Regions from separate parts of the Homo sapiens genome. Here region 1 is linked to region 2. Evidence: read pairs that join two places in POLR2A ChIA-PET (ENCODE). Cell type or tissue: GM12878. All regions are shown on one strand. Each heading gives the region's core, and the rest is flanking DNA. Links, peaks and the distances in the headings are about the cores only.

Region 1 (2,919 bases), core at 302-2,801, 150 kb after region 2:
TTATAAAATAACATGGCCTTTCAAGGCCATGGTAAGGATAACACCTTTTATACTCACCCCTTTCTCCCCTATCAAGTTCATGATTTCTTTATGTTGCTCTTCAATTTAAAGTGTACTGAGGTGAAGAATTTATTCGCTATCAGAAATATTAACCTTTTTGTCAATAACGCAGTACCCATGTGTCCTTTTTAATTGCTTCATTCCTTGCCCACCTCCTTTGGCTGTGAGCAGCTTAAACAGCCAAAGAGCATTGTTTTACCTTTTATTTTGCTCTCTTCTGAGTACATTTTCAATTTTGTGAATTGAGAGAGTGGCATAGGGAAAATGCCATTAATGAAATCCTGCCTATAAAAATGATATATTATTCATATGATATATACAGTGATTGTGTTTCATCCTTTCCCCGCTACCACCAGTAACTTCAGTCCAAAATCCTTTCCCCTCAGCTCCAGACCTTGTATTAAAATGTGGCTGTTATTATAATGAATTTGCTACAATAAGATTCTATTCCATGGACTACCTTGTGAATTAAGAACCAAAAAGTGAATGTAACTGGCATGCTTTTGAGCTGTTACCTATACCTCACACCGCACCCCCCCCCCCCCCGCCCCCGCCCAGCACACACAGTATTTCCCATTATCTGGAACTTCATAGGCTATGGCTTTATTGGTTTGAAATGTATATTTTAACTGCAAATTGGATGATCTGCATTATAACTTTTATTCCGTAGTATGCTGATAATATGTGGTAAAGTGGCCTTGAAAAAGGCTCTGTAAGGAGCATTTGAATTAAACACTGACCTGACGTGACTACCTGTGACATCTTGGGTATTTTCTCAGTACTGTAGGCTGATATTCTGGCAAAAAGCAAATTTTAAATGAAGCTTCAGTTTTCTCAGATTATGGAATGTTTTCACGAGAGAAGTTAGCTGTCCTTGGGGAGAATGCTGACCTTGGATTCCAGAATTCTAAGCATACTAGCTTGATTTTTCTCACATATTCAAGGGTTTGTAAGTTCAGACCCTTACTTTTGTTTGAGACAAAATTGTCTTACATGTGTTCTATTTTTAACACTTTGACCAAAAATAAGCTTTTTAGGCAGAATTTAACTACCTCGTCACATTATGGGATGATCAAGCAAAGGCAGTTGGATGAACCTTGTTCTCAAGGGGCATCAGGATTCTTCTTTTCTCTTGGAGCATTGGTAGGCATGACTAAAGAAGCACTCTGCCCAACCTTTGCTCTGTTCCAGAAAAGAGATGCAGTTTGGATACAGCTTTTGATACAGTTTGGGTATTTGTCCCTGCCCAAATCTCATGTTAAATTGTAATCTCCAGGGACCTGGTGGGAGGTGTTGGATCAAGGTGTTTGGATCTGTCATAGCTGGTGCTGTCTTTGTGATAGTGAGTTCTTATGAGATCTGGTCATTTAAAAGTGTGTGGCACCTTCCTCCCCCACCCCCCCCCACCCCTTCTCTTGCTCTTCGTCTTACCGTGTGATATGTCTGCTCCCACCTTTGCCTTGCACCATGATTGGAAATTTCCTGAGGCCTCCTCAGAAGCAGGTGCTACTATGCTTTCTGTACAGCCTGCAGAACTGTGAGCCAATTAAACCTCTTTTCTTATAAATTACCCAATCCCAGATATTTCTTTATAGCAATGCAAGAATGGCCTAATACAGCCTTCTTGTTTCCTCATCAGTAGAGCTGATGGATTAATGTTTAGAGAGTACCTTTGCTAGCTTTACTTATAAATTATTCACACACTTAGGTAGACTAGAAGTAGAGAACTTTAAAAGTGGTTCATATAATACCATGTGAATGGAAATGATTACAAGATCATCTGAGTGGTGATCTGCACCACTGCACTCCAGCCTGTGTGACAGAGTGAGACCCTGTCTTAAAAAAAAAAAAAAAAGTTATCCTAAAGCTTTACTACGACATGTCTAAGTGTGGATTTCTTTTTATTTGCCCCATTTGGAATTTGTCTTCCCAAGTCTGAAAATGATATTTCATCCCTTCTGAAAAACATTCAGCCATTATCTCTTTCAGCATTGTCTTTCCCATCATTCTCTCTGTTCTTTCTTTGAAATTCTTGGTAGTTAAATAGTAGACTTTCTCAGTTTATCTTGCATGTCTCTTAAATTCTTTTGTGGTTTCCACATTTTCCATAAGATGAAAATATCTTGGTTTTTCTAAAGAATTTCCTCATTTTGACTTTCTAGGTTACTAATTCTCTTTTCAGTAGAGTTTAAGTCAATATCACTTTAAATTTCTAGAAGTGGTAGAAATTACTACTTTTTTCTTGAACTTCTATTTTGATCCTTTTCAAATCTGCCTAATTATTTTTGAGTGTCTTTTTCCTTATCTGTACTCTTCTGTTAACATAAATATATTTTTTAAATTGCATTTTCGATCATTTGAGTATTGCGTTATTATGGATCTGATTACACAGGTGGTGGTTTTGCTTATTCTTGCCCAAGACGGCTCATTTCCTTGTATACTTTTGTTTTTGTTTTTGTTTTTTTAATTTGTGAGTTCACATTCCTGGAGTTTTATTGTGGGAATTCTTTGAAGCCTGTGTTTAGCTTACCTTCCATGAGGTAAAATTTTCATTTATATTTGCTTCTGCCACCTGCTTAGAGGTACTACTAATACATAACCTCTTAAATGTAAAAGTTTTCTGAACCATATACATAACATAATTTCTATACCTAAACCTCTGCCAGCTTTTGATTAGAATTTGGAGTGGGGTATAGGGGCTTTTTCTTCTTTTCCTCCCTGAGCGAATGCTTAGACTGAGAAATACCCTCTTTCCATGGTGACTTTCTTGATCACTCTTAGGGTTGGTCACTTACTAGGGTTGTTGCCTTTTGCCTGTTCCAGCTCTGCGCAGTCTCTGATCTGAGTCATCTACCTTGA
Region 2 (2,919 bases), core at 185-2,684:
GCCCTAAGGCAAGAGCCTACTTGATAGCAAAGAGGACACTGTGTCAGAGAAGAGTATCGGGGCAAGTGAGGCCCTTATAAGGCCCTCACTTCTCTGTACTTTGAGTGAGATGGGAGCCACTGGAGGGTCTGGGTGGAGCAGGAGTGACATGCTTGGACTTTTTTTTTTTTTTTAGACGGAGTCTCGCTCTGTCGCCCAGGCTGGAGTGCAGTGGTGCGATCTGGGCTCACTGCAAGATCTGCCTCCCTGGTTCACGCCATTTTCCTGCCTCAGCCTCCCAAGTAGCTGGGACTACAGGTGCCCGCCACCACGCCTGGCTAATTTTTTGTATTTTAGTAGAGACGGGGTTTCACCGTGTTAGCCAGGATGGTCTCCATCTCCTGACCTCGTGATCCGCCCGCCTCAGCCTTCCAAAGTGCTAGGATTACAGGCATGAGCCACTGTGCCTGGCCACTTGGACTTACTTTCTAACAAGATCACTCAGGCTGCTGAACTTAAACTAGACTGAGGGAGGCAAGTGCAGAAGTAGGGAGACCAGTTGGGCTCCCCTGGCAAAATTGAGGCTAAGAGATGATGGTGGCTTGATTCAGGATGGTAACAATGGTGATAGTAAAAAGTTAGTGGCTTCTGGGCCTGGTGCGTTGGCTCATGCCTGTAATCCCCGCACTTTGGGAGGCCGAGGTGGGTGGATTGCTTGAGGTTAGGAGTTCGAGACCAGCCTGGCCAACACAGCGAAACCCCGTCTCTACTGAAAAAAATACAAAAATTGCTGGGTGTGGTGGCGGGCACCTGTAATCCCAGCTAATCGGGAGGTTGAGGCAGGAGAACTGCTTGAACCTGGGAGGTGGAGGTTGCAGTGAGCCGAGATTGCGCCACTGCACTCCAGCCTGGGTGACAGAGTGAGACTCCGTCTCAAAAAAAAAAAAAAAAAAGTTAGTGGGTTCTGACTCTATTTCGAAGGCAGAAGTACAGGGTCTAAGGAATCAGATTTGAAATGCATGCAAGAAATAAAATAGCCAAGGATAACGCCAAGGTTTTTGGCCTCAGCCATGGCCAAAATGAGAGGATGGAGTTGCCATCTAAGGAAATTAAGAAAACTATGGGATAAGTAGGTTTGGACAGTGGTATTAGGAAATCAGTTTTGGACATACAGACATATAAAGTTTGAGATGGGCTGGGCATGGTGGCTCATGCCATTTAATTTCTGTAATCCTTTGGGAGGCCAAGGCAGGAGGATCACTTGAGCTCGGAGTTTGAGACCTGCCTGGGGAAGATAGCAAGACCTCATCTCTACTAAAAAAAAAAAAAAAAAAAAAAAAAGCTGTGCGTGGCAGCACATACCTGTAGTCCCAGCTACTTGGGAGGCTGAGGATCATTTGAGTCTGGGAGATCAAGGCTTCATTGAGCTATGATCAAACCACTGTATTCCAACCTAGGTGATGGAGTGAGACCCTGGCTCAAAAATAAGATAAAGTTTGAGATGCCTAGATGCCTATTGGCTATCTAAGTGGAAACATCAAGTAGGGAGCTGGATAAGTGAGCTGCAAATTCAGGGGAAAGGTTCAGGTTAGGGATATATACCTGGAGTTGTCAGCATATTTCAAGTCAAAAGACTGGCATCAATGGGTTAATGACAGCTATTAGTAGAAAAAGAAGTCCAAGGACAGAGCCCTGGGACACTTTAACAGAAATTTATAACTTCAGGCTGGAGTGCACTGCAAACTCCGCCTCTCGGGTTCAAGTGATTCTCCTACCTCAGCCTCTGGAGTAGCTGGGATTATAGGCATGTGCCACCACACCCAGCTAATTTTTTTTTTTTTTTTTTTTTGAGACAGAGTTTTGCTCTTGTCGCCCAGGCTGGGGTGCAATGGTGTGATCTTGGCTCACTGAAACCTCTGCCTACCAGGTTCAAGCGATTTTCCTGCCTCAGCCTCCCAAGTAGCTGGGACTACAGGCATGTACCACTATGCCCAGCTAACTTTGTATTTTTAAGGAGATGGGGTTTCACCATGTCTGGTCTCGAACTCCTGACCTCAGGTAATCTGCACACCTCTGCCTCCCAAAGTGCTGGGATTACAGGCATGAGCCACCACGCCTGGCCATAATTTTTGTATTTTTAGTAGAGATGGGGTTTCACCATGTTGTTCAGGCTGGTCTCGAACTCCCAACCTTGGGTGATCCACCCGCCTCGGCCTCCCAAAGTGCTGGGATTACAGGTGTGAGCCACCGCACCCAGCCAAAGTTTTTAACTTTTTTTGATCTCAAGACTCCTTTACACTATAAAAAATTTGAAGATCTCAAAGAACTCTTGCTTATGAAAGTTTTATCTATCAATATTTACTATAGGCCTGGCAGGGTGGCTCACACCTGTAATCTCAACACTTTGGGAGGCTGAGGCAGCAGGATCACTGAGGCTTGGAGTTCAAAACCAGCTTGGTCAACAGAGTGAGACCCCTGTTTCTACAAAAGAAAAATTTAAAAATTAACCACACGTGGTGGTGTGCATCTGTAGTCCCAGCTACTGGGGAGGCTGAGGTGGAAGGATTGCTTGCACCTGGGAGATCAAGGCTACACTGAGCTATGATAGCACCACTGCACTCCAGCCTGGGCAACAGAGCAAGACCCTGTATTAGAAATTAAAATAAACAATTTCAAAATATTTATTAATTCATTAAAAAATAACAATAGCAAGTCCATTACATCTTATCAATAAATAACATTTTTGAAAAGAAAAATAACCATGTTTTCTAAAACAAAAGAAAAATTCAGGGAGAACTGTTGTTGTTTTGCATTTTTACAAATCTCTATCTGACTTAATAAAAGATAGCTGGATTCTCATATGTGCTTTCACATTGCATGTGATGCCACATCATACATCATTTAGCCTGTGGAATACTCTACTGTACACCCGGGAGAAAA

What was found. ChIA-PET counts read pairs that join two places held together with the same protein. Peaks named below come from ENCODE experiments on the same cell type or tissue, not always from the same donor. Only the 100,000 strongest peaks of a DNase experiment are listed, where the experiment ranks them.
Region 1: POLR2A ChIA-PET joins it to region 2 with 6 read pairs; 4 of 35 experiments call an interaction of 5 or more read pairs at or near these places.

What each region holds. Positions count from the first base shown.
Region 1 is chr5:138,896,703-138,899,621 of GRCh38, forward strand. The region is part of intron 9 of CTNNA1 (catenin alpha 1); the gene reads left to right. Among named protein-coding and RNA genes, the nearest start is that of LRRTM2, 23 kb to the left of the region's middle. In GM12878, for the core only: no CTCF peak of the experiment used is centred there; a DNase peak (open chromatin) is centred at 1,439.
Region 2 is chr5:138,745,477-138,748,395 of GRCh38, forward strand. The region is part of intron 1 of CTNNA1-AS1 (CTNNA1 antisense RNA 1); the gene reads right to left. Among named protein-coding and RNA genes, the nearest start is that of CTNNA1, 6.5 kb to the right of the region's middle. In GM12878, for the core only: no CTCF peak of the experiment used is centred there; no DNase peak of the experiment used is centred there.